2 separate regions of the Homo sapiens genome follow, and region 2 is linked to region 1. A link is an interaction called in ENCODE POLR2A ChIA-PET data of the cell type or tissue named here. Cell type or tissue: PC-9. All regions are shown on one strand.

Evidence for each region. ChIA-PET counts read pairs that join two places held together with the same protein. Peaks named below come from ENCODE experiments on the same cell type or tissue, not always from the same donor. Only the 100,000 strongest peaks of a DNase experiment are listed, where the experiment ranks them.
Region 2: POLR2A ChIA-PET joins it to region 1 with 7 read pairs; 2 of 35 experiments call an interaction of 5 or more read pairs at or near these places.

Annotation. Positions count from the first base shown.
Region 1 is chr1:109,608,763-109,613,762 of GRCh38, forward strand. It overlaps GNAT2 (G protein subunit alpha transducin 2), which reads right to left. Exons shown (of 9, transcript NM_001377295.2): 2 at 3,991-4,161; 3 at 1,703-1,745; 4 at 1,278-1,419; 5 at 1-26. The coding sequence starts at 4,108. Among named protein-coding and RNA genes, the nearest start is that of GNAT2, 8.4 kb to the right of the region's middle. In PC-9, no CTCF peak of the experiment used is centred here; DNase peaks (open chromatin) are centred at 2,049 and 2,329; H3K27ac peaks cover 866 bases.
Region 2 is chr1:110,132,194-110,137,193 of GRCh38, forward strand. No RefSeq gene overlaps it. Among named protein-coding and RNA genes, the nearest start is that of SLC6A17, 16 kb to the right of the region's middle. In PC-9, no CTCF peak of the experiment used is centred here; no DNase peak of the experiment used is centred here; H3K27ac peaks cover 90 bases.

The DNA of each region.
Region 1 (5,000 bases):
AGGTTGTTGAGCTGTCGCCCGTCATCCTGTAATGCAGAAACCTGGTTAAGAACTTCACAGGAGTAATAGCTTTCCAGGAGGCTTCTGGGAATACTGCTGAATGGAAATCATTTTACATTACTACGAAGACCTAAGATGGAAGCAGTATCCAGTGAAGATTCTATGTAAGAAAACATACTGTTGAATTTTTGAGTATGCTCCCCAGATGCAGAGGGTGGCACTATACCCAGCCCTGGGGTGTGTCTAAAGCGGGGCAGGGGTCCCAGGTATTTCCTCTCTGGAGTTTCTGGCTTCCATCCTTAGTCTGAAAGTTTACCGCCACAAAACGTGGGTCCTCTGCTGCAGAGAGACTGAAAATGTAAAGGCCAGATTGACCATGAAATAGACAAGATAGAAGACAGGGACCCATCACCTTTGTTCTTCAGCGATTGAAAGCTAGAAAAAGTCCAGTACTAGAAGTAGGGATTTCACTTACAAAAGTTCCATGGCCAGGAACCCAAGGGTAGCAATTTAAATGGTAAAGTAAAAAAGCAGAGGAAGCTGTGAGCAGCTTTATTTTGTAAATATGTGTTATAAAGTAGGGCTTGAGGACAGGCACGGTGGCTCACACCTGTAATCTCAACACTTTCGGAGTCTGAGGCAGGAGGATTGCTTAAGGCCAGGAGTTTGACACCAGCCTAGACAAGATGGCAAGACCCCTTCTCTACAAAAAAATTTTAAAAAATAGCTGGGTGTGGTGGTGCACACCTGTGGTCCCACCTACTGGGGCTGAGGTGGGAGAATCACTTAAGCCTGGGAGGGTGAGATTGCAGTGAGCCATGATCACACCACTGCATTCCAGCCTGGGTAAGAGAGGAAGACCCTGTCCCAGTAAAAATAAGGGTGGATGTTGCTTACTTCTCCAGGACTGCATAATTGTGGTGTATTATGAAAAATATTCAGCTTTGTAGTCAAGCAGCCCAATGCAAATGCAGTCTCTGCTATTTATCTACATGACCTTGGGCAGTTAATTAACTTCTCTGAACTTCAGTTTTTCCATGTGTAAAATGAGGCTAATTAGAAAGGTACCGTCTACCTTAAGGTCTTACTGCGTAGATGGGTAAAGGGCCTTGAGATGGTATACACAGTACACCTAGCAGTGAGATCCCACCCAGCAGGTGGGATTTTAGTTACTATTTTTCTTACCCATCTTTCCATATAGTTTGTTGGCCTCTGGTATGTTTCTTCTTGCTAGCCTTTCTGCTTCCACCCTTAACCACATAATAGTAATCACATACCGCACAGCTTGGTTCAGCATAATCGATGCCCAGTGTGGTCATGGCCCGGATGATAGCCAGGATGGACTGCAGCACATTTCCATAGATGATAGCCTTGAACTCCAGGCATTCTTCTGGTGAATAGCCATCCTGGTGAATGATCCTGCAAGGGGCAGACACTCTGTCTTTAGCTGGACCTGAGTAACCAGACCTAAGGGATTAGGAATTTGGGGGTATTTAAAGGATCATAAGAATCCTATCTCTCTGTTGCTACTGCTTTCTCAAAGTGGAGGGTGAGGGACAAGGGGTACAGATGAGGGGCATTGGAATCAGATCCTTTATACCTGGGCTCCTTGAGGCTAAAGAGCCTTTCACTTTGAATACCTCCACTGGCTGTACTGACTTCTTCACCCTATCTTGTCTTTTGGGGCTTTGTTTCTACTCACTTCATCTGTTTGACGATGGTGCTCTTTCCTGACTCCCCAGCACCTGGAAGGAAAAATGCTTATGCTTTCGATTTCCACCAGTTCTCCTCAGCCTTCCAGGAGATGGCCTGGGAGAAGTCAGAGCCACTGCTTGCTTGGGGGTCTTGTTAGGGGAGAATACATAGGGATGACTGCTGCCCTCAATTTCTGGCAGGCTTGAGCTCAGGCCATTCAACCTGGATTTAGAGCAGTTTCTTAACTTCAGTACTATTTAGTTTGGGCTGTCTCATGCATGGTAGGATGTTCAGCAGCATTCCTGGCCTCTACCCACTAGAGGCCAATAGCATCCCACTTCCCTAGTTATGACAACCAAAAGTGTCTCCAGACATTTCCAAATGACCACTGGCAGTCAAAATCTTCCTGTTGAAAACCACTAACAGATTCAGGGGGAGTCCTTTAACATTTCTCCTCTCTGCCTATTTTTGACTCAGGAGAGTGATCTTGGGGTAGGATTGGAGAGAGCTGGATCATTTCACCAAAATAACTATATTTTCATCACCTTGCTGGTTCCCTTTTTTTTTTTTGAGACAGGGTCTCAGGTTTGTAGCCCAGGCTGGAGTGTAATGGCACAATCTCGGCTTACTGCAGCCTTGACTTCCCAGGCTCAAGTGATCCTCCCACCTCAGTCTCCTGAGTAGTTGGGATTCCAGGTGTGCGACATCATGCCCGACTACATTTTTTTTTTTTTTTTTGAGACAGTCTTGCTCTGTCTCCCAGGCTGGAGTGCAGTGGTGCTATCTTGGCTCACTGCAACCTCTGCCTCCTGGGTTTTAAGCAATTCTTCTGCCTCAGCCTCCTGAGTAGCTGGGACTCTACAGGCGCATGCCACCATGCCTGACTAATTTTTGTATTTTTAGTAGAAATGGGGTTTCACTATGTTGGCCAGGCTGGTCTCAAACTCCTGACCTCAGGTAGATCCACCCATCTTGGCCTCCCAAAGCGCTGGGATTACAGGCGTGCGCCACTGCATCCGGCCATTTCCCCCCGCCCCTCCGTAGAGGCAGGTTTTCACCATGTTGCTCAACCTGGTCTTGGATGGGGCTAAGTGGGTTCCCTTTATTGACTAATGTGTCCTAATGTCCTCATTCACACTCTGCTCTCTCCATCAAAAACTCATACCTTCTAGTACTGAGTTTATACTACCCTAATGCCTCGAACTCCTCCTATTTCGCTTGTGCTTGTTCCCTCTAAGCAGCTTATCCTGAATGTAGAAGAAATCTGCTTAGGCTTAAAAGATCTCTCAGTGGCCCCACCATCTCTGTTTCCCCCTGCGTAACCTCCTGGGCTCCTTAGAGTCTGGTCCAGCTTACAAAGATATGCTCCTTTAGTGTGTCCTTACGACTGTGCCACAGATCAGCTGGGGGAAAAGAAGGTGCCTTAGCCTAGTGCGTCAGCTCCCAGATCCCTTATGGGGGCTTGGAAACCCAGCTCAGGCATCTAATCTTCTGCTACGTAGACCCTACCTGCTCCAGCTACCCTACTTCTGTGGTACCAGTGGTTTGTTTTCCTAAGCCACGTGTCTCAAATGTTCTTGTCTTGGTTTTATTTACAGCTGTGATCAATTTCCCTGACAAATTGAGGTGCTTTTATTTTCTCAGCACAGACCAGTGATCTGCTTAGGAGCTCATCAAGTTGATGAACCTTCCATCTGGCAGGAGCTTTGCAGGCAGCTATTGAATAGAGAGCCAGGAAGGGACTGCTGTACATAAAGACACCATTCCTCCTTCCTCAGAGCCCCCTACTTCCAAAGTTTTTACTGAAAGCAAGAAGGAACCACTATACTTGGCAAAAACCAGTGGGACTATCTCTGGTACTGTTGGCACTGACTGTATGGTGGGACTTGTGAGCCTGTTGGTGAGGGAAGGTCCTGTTCTCTTCTGATTTCTTGGCTTAGAGTTCTCTGCAGATTGGGTACAGTCTGCAAGTCCAGGGTCCTTGAAGCCAAAAGGATGTGTTAGGTTTGGTTAGATTTGGAAATGGGTGGGTTCATGGTGGCCCTTGCACTATTCCTCGCTCAAGAGTAGAAAAACTCTGGAATAGCCTTGGCATTCTGGATCCCCTTGGGGTGGCTGTTTAGGCCCCATATTAACTCAGCTCTAGATCTCCTGATCCCCTAGCCAGACTGTGTAGAGGAGAGGAAAAATGACCTGCCACCCTTCCTTCCCATGGGGTGAGGTAGAACCCACCAACCCTTCAGGAAAGTAGGAAGGACCCCTGCCTTCTCTGGCTCATCTTCCCATCTCACTCACCCAGCAGTAGCAGCTTGACAGTCTTGGCTTCCTTATCAGCATCCTCCTGCAGCTTCTTTTCTAGCTCCTTGGACCTCTTGGCCAGTTCTTTGTCCTCAGCACTGGCTCCACTTCCCATATTTGCCGTCTTGTCAGCTTTTTCAGGCCCCTAATCCTCTCTCGTAAGGTTTCCTGTATGTGAGATGGAAGAGAAGGAAAAAAGTTGGGATTGAGTATCCCAACTTGGCTCCCCTAAAAGCTGGTCTGTACGATGGCAGGTGAGAGAGCAGGCTGTAGGGTCTTGTACTCTGCCTACATTGACTGAGACTCCCTACTTCAACTGGAGACCTACTTCTTAGTCTAGGGATTGTAGCCTTTATATCTAGCAATGTGATAGGTCAAGCCAATTAAGAGCTTTGTCAATATGGCAAGGGGTAAAGACTCAAATGTTTCTATAACTAGGGAAATGATCTGCTGGGTTCTGACGGAAGGATAGGATGCACGACTACTTCCATCCTTTAAGGGGTTCATCCCCTGAAAGTCTCTTGCTTCCTTAGATTTATTTGCATCATAGAGCTAGAGATTACTGGCACATATGTAGAAAGCATTCCTTATGTTGAGCCTCCAGATTATAAGGTCTTGATCTCAAGGGCTTCAGGGTATCAAAGCATACTCGTTTACCATAGGCTGGTCCTGGCCAGGAAATTTGTTTTGGGTGGTGCCCTTCCTTGGGAAGATTAGGAATGTTTCAGCTCCCGCAGTGGCTGCTGCTCCAGGAAGCTACTAGCATTGTTCCTTTGCATTGGCCCCTCTCTTTGTACTTCTGTTATTAGCACTTATCACTTCATATTGTACGTCGTTTTACAAATCTTTTCCCTCACTGCATTTCTCCCCCTGGAGCTCAACGGACCAAATCTGACTCATCTTTGAACCTCTCAGAACTTGTAGTTTATTTGTGGATCAAAAGGTTTGGTGAATGAATAAATGCAGGAAAAGGGTGTATGGTGAAGAGAATGGGGTTGCTTCCCTTT
Region 2 (5,000 bases), 520 kb after region 1:
AAGTTGCTTAATCTCTGTGTGCTTCAGCCTCTTTACCTGTAAAATGGGGGTGATATTAGATACTACACTTCATAGGCTTGTTATGAGAATTACATTAATTTATATATGTAAAGCAGTTAGAACAGTGCCTGGCAAAAAAAAAAAAAAAAAAAAGCAACCCACAAAGAAGCATTCAACAAATATTAGTTAGCTTTTGTAATTATTGCCTAGAGTATAATAATAACCTCCCAAATGGTGTCTTCCTGCTTCCAGTTTTGTTCCCTCCAATACATTCTCCACTCACTGCCCAGAGAACTTTCTCTGTTGGTCCCATGCAGGATTCCCAGATAAAAGACAGGATGGTCAGTTCCGTTCAAATTTAACTGGATGTCTGGTATTCTTATTTGCTAAATTTGGTAAATCTACACCCATGCTTAAAATTTTCCCCTGGTTCTCCATTACCTTTAAAATAAAATCTAAGCTTTGTAGCATAACATTCAAGCTCTCCATGCTTCAAGCCCCTGCCTTCACCATTTAATCTTGTCTCTTTATTTCTTATCACCCACAGCCCCCTCATCTTCTGCTCCAGCCACTTCCAGCTGCCTTCCTGGAATCCCAGAGACTGAATCAGAGCATTTTGGAGCTAGGCAGACCACCTGCCACATTTTCAGCTGAGGCAGTTGGGGCCCAGAGAGGTTAAGGGCCTGCCCAATGCCACACAGCCAGTGGGTAAGGCCTACAGTGCTCTTACCAGGACCTCAAACCTTCATTCTGAAACACCAAAAGCTGCCATCAGACCAGAGAAGGACCCTCTTGAAATAAACATATTAGCTTTGAAATCCCTGGCCTCAGGAGGACCAGCCATGTGCTTCTCATTTGCAGAGTAGAGGGGAGGCTGGATCTGCTGGCCTGGAGCAGTTCCTAGGGACTGGCCTGGCAGGCTGGAATGCCCAAGAGGTTTTGAGGGGGCAGGAGAGATGACCTGGAAATGTTTAGGATACCTAGTTTATAGAAGAGTGCTTCTGGGACTTAGAGGCTGGAAAAGCAAGGCCCTATTTGCAGACCTGTACTTGGGGGTTCAGCCTCGAATGGAAACTTATTTCCTTGACTCCAGGCAGCTGAGAGTGAGGACACATTAGGCTGGGGATTCTGAAATGGGCAGAATAATCCTCGGGGGCAAACACTGAGTGGAAGTCATCTTGATGGGAGGGGATGCCTTTCCCACGGGGCACCTGGGCAGGTCTCACCATTCTGCAGTCACCCCCAGCATAAAATATGAAGTGGAACAGCTTCCCTGCCAGATCCCTGGGAGGCTCTGGCTCCGTTACAGCGACTCGATGAAAATATCTCTGCTCAGTGCTGAGAACTTGGTCTTAGTAATTGACTTGTATAATGTCCAAAGACTATGCATGTAACTGGCCCAAAGTGATGCATCATCTTTCGCAAAAAGATTCATCATGGAATCTGCAGCAGCCTCCCATTTGTCTGGAGCAGAAATAGGAACAACTCCCCTTGCCAGGAGTCATCCTTTGTCTTCAAAGCAAATTCCTCCATGGTTGGAAGCTTCCTGGGCCCAGGCTGAGGCCTATGGCCAACTTCCTGGCCAAGGTCCCAGAGTCCCAGCATGTCTATCTCAGGAACCTCAGCCACAGGCAGCAGCTCACAGAACGTGGAGCACTGGGTTTAGGAGTCCTGAGTTCTAGGACTGACTCTGCCATCAGCTGGCTTGTGACCTTGGACAAGTCACTGAATACCCCCGGGCTTTTCCTTCTCCATCTGTAAGATGGAATTTGTGATTTCTGCTTGAACTATCTCACAGGAGAAATGGATGAGGAATTACCCATCACCCACTGTGTAGAGGGGCCCCATAGTATCATGGTTTAGAGCATGGGCTTTGGGATCCGAAGGATCTAGGGTCAAATCCCAGCTCTGTTGTTTGGTGATGTCACATTGGACGAGTTTCTTAACCTGTTGAGAAAGTGGGGACACTAACAGTATCTACTCTGTAACGTTGTAAGGAATAAAATGAACGGATGCACAAGGAGCGCTTAGATTATGCACTCGGGTATTAGCTGGAGCTTTCATTGTGTACCCAGCTGCCTGGGAGCAAACAGGAAGCATGAGTGCAAATGTTTGTTGTTATAAAACAGCTCCATCACTACATGTCATATCATTTAAACGAACCCTTCAGTAACTCAAGATGACGAAACTGAGATTGGAGAAGGTAACGACTCACACAAGGTCACCCACCCAGTCAGTGGCAAAGGCAAGCTTTCAACCCATTTCGAACTGAGTCCAGGGCTTGTGTTTTTCCTGACACACACTGGCTTATAATGTAGTTGGAGTAGTTGGAGAGAGTCAAGATGTTCAAGTGAGTAACAGTAAGGATGCAGAGCAGCGATGTGCAGCATGTGTAAGCATGGGACTGTAGGGGCTTGGGCTTATTTTCCACTTTTGCCACCTTTTAGCTGTGTGATCATGGACAAGTCACTTACCCTCTCCAAGTCTCATATATGTCAGATTCTTGGTACAGTAAATGGTGTTCCATGAGATACTTCTCACTGTTGCTGTTAAAGGCAGGGTGTGCTGTGTGCTGAAGGATGGTGCTGTGGCCACGCATAAGTGCTGGAAGAGTTGGCCTGTGGAACATCACTCTGGGTTGGAGGTGATCAGGCAAGATAGGTAGGAATGACATTTAAATGGGACTTTGAAGGACAGAGAGGCTTTGGATGAGTGGAGCCAAGTGGGAGGACCTCCTGGGCAGAAGGGATGATGCACAGAAAGGAGCTAGGTATGAAGTCTCAGGAAAATTCGAGGTGAGGTGGAAGCTGGAAACCCACGAGGAAATGCTCCCATTCATCCGCCTACTGTAATAGAAGCTACTACCTTCAAAATCACTTTCTATGTGCCACTTTGTAATCATCGCGTCTACTGTTCACAGCCATTCATCAGGGCAGGTGACATTATCCCCTTTTGCAAGATAAGCAGCTGAGGCTCAGATAGACTAAAGAAGGTCCCCAAGGCCACGAAAGTAAGTGACACAGCCAGGACTCAGATTCAGGTCTGTCTCCAAGGTGTGCCCTGTCTGCACTGGCATACTAAATACCAACCCCTCCCGGGCCCACCAAGATGACTTTGTGCTTCCATTCAATGCCCCTTGTTATAAGCCAGGGGAGGGGTTTATAGAATTAGGTTGGGCATTGTCTCAGGACTCCAGCAGCTTGCAGTTCTGGTAAACACACACAGCATGGGTGCTCAGCTGGTTGAGAAGCACAGAGGAAGTGTGGCATTCACACGGGCTGGCACAGCCTCCCTTATCAGACTACGTGCTGTCACCCTTCCAGGTGGGAGGAGGCTGTGATGGTCAGTCTACTCTGCCGGCAAACAGATGTTGGGGTGGGGGCAGGTGAGGTGCTCTGCCCTCTGCTTCATCCCTGCCTTCTGCCCTTACCCCTAAGATCCACCAGGATGGCATAAGTGAAGAAGGAGAGAGGAAGAGCCTCAGGCTGGGACACTCTGGCTGCTACCAGGCTCCAGCATGGGGAATTTTAACCTCCGTGAAGCCTGCTGGACTGCTGTCTCAAGACCAGGTGGTGATAAAGCTCACAACGGCTGCTGACGGTCTTCCGGCCCCGTGATGATGTCTGCTTTGTTCTTGGTCTCTTTCAGGAATATTTCAATGCAAGTATTTTTTTGTCTTCTCTGAATCCATCTCTTCCTGGACCCTCACTGCCAGCTGCTTGCGCCCACGTGATTGAACCATATGAATCAGCTATGCGGTTGGCAGCCGACCTATCTGAAGGCTTGGCCACCTCAGTCAAATATACTCTCCCCTACCCCGCCCACTTAATTCCTGCTCCACTATCTGATGCCCCTGAGAATGCTCCTTCTCATCTGCCTGCCAGGCCACCTCCTTCTCCTCACCTCCTCCTGGAAGCCTTCCCCAACTCCAGTGGCCTGTCCTATTTCTAGACCTGAGAACTCCCTAGAGCATAGCTTGTTGGGTAACAAGATTCTCTTCTACTTTCTTATCCATACGTACGTAAGCATGGGAGGTCTGTGAAGGCAGGAAGCGTTCTTTTCCTGCCTCTTCATCTTATCCCCAACACCCAGCAAGGAAGGGTACAGGACTTGATGATGTTTGAGGGATTCAGCAGTGGAGGCAGATCTGAGACATTCTGATCAAAAAGAGATTTCCATAGATTACCAAGGATGACGTCTAACTTTGCTCAATAATGCAAGACCTCTCACGATTTATTAGCCACTGTCTCCCACATTTATTGGCCAAGGGGCCAGGACTGAGCCTTCGCACAGATGAAATGATCTGTTTTTACCTCCTTTGGAGGACCTATGACTCCAGCTGTGTTGAATCACCTGGGTGCAAAGGTACCTAAAGTTCCACTCATCAGAGTCACACTTAAATCTGTGGCCCACCACAGACCCCAGCCCAGAGGCCCCAGTTAGATGGAGAGGAATCTGACAATGACAAATAGCCTGGTTCTTGCCCCAGTTTTGCAACTGACTTGCTGTGTGACCTTGGAAGAGTTAGTCCACCTTTCTGAGTCTTCTTGTTTTCATCTGTATAATCAAGGGTGGTGGCCTAGAGGATTGTTACGATGCTTTCCAGGTCTAAACCTTTGATTCTCTGACTCAAAGGCAAGGCTTCTTGAATAAATATATTCCTCTCCTGACAGCCAGCCTGGGGAAATAGATAATTCTGTCAGAGCATCCTTGCACTAAACCTAGAGCTCTGCAGTCTCCCCCAAGGCTGGAAACTTTATCTTTATTCATTGTTCATCCTTGTTCTCCCTCTCTTTGGCTCTCCCTCCAGCCGTGTTTTGCTACCCCACCCCCAATCCAGGACACTGCAACCTGTCATGAATGAAGAGTGGCTGGTCACATGGCCCGGTCACCATGGCGACGGATCCCCGCAGACGAGGTAGGCATCAAAGTCACATGAGAACCCCGGAAAACTGGCTGAGGTATTTATAGAAGCAGTGGCTGGTGCCTTTATGGAAATG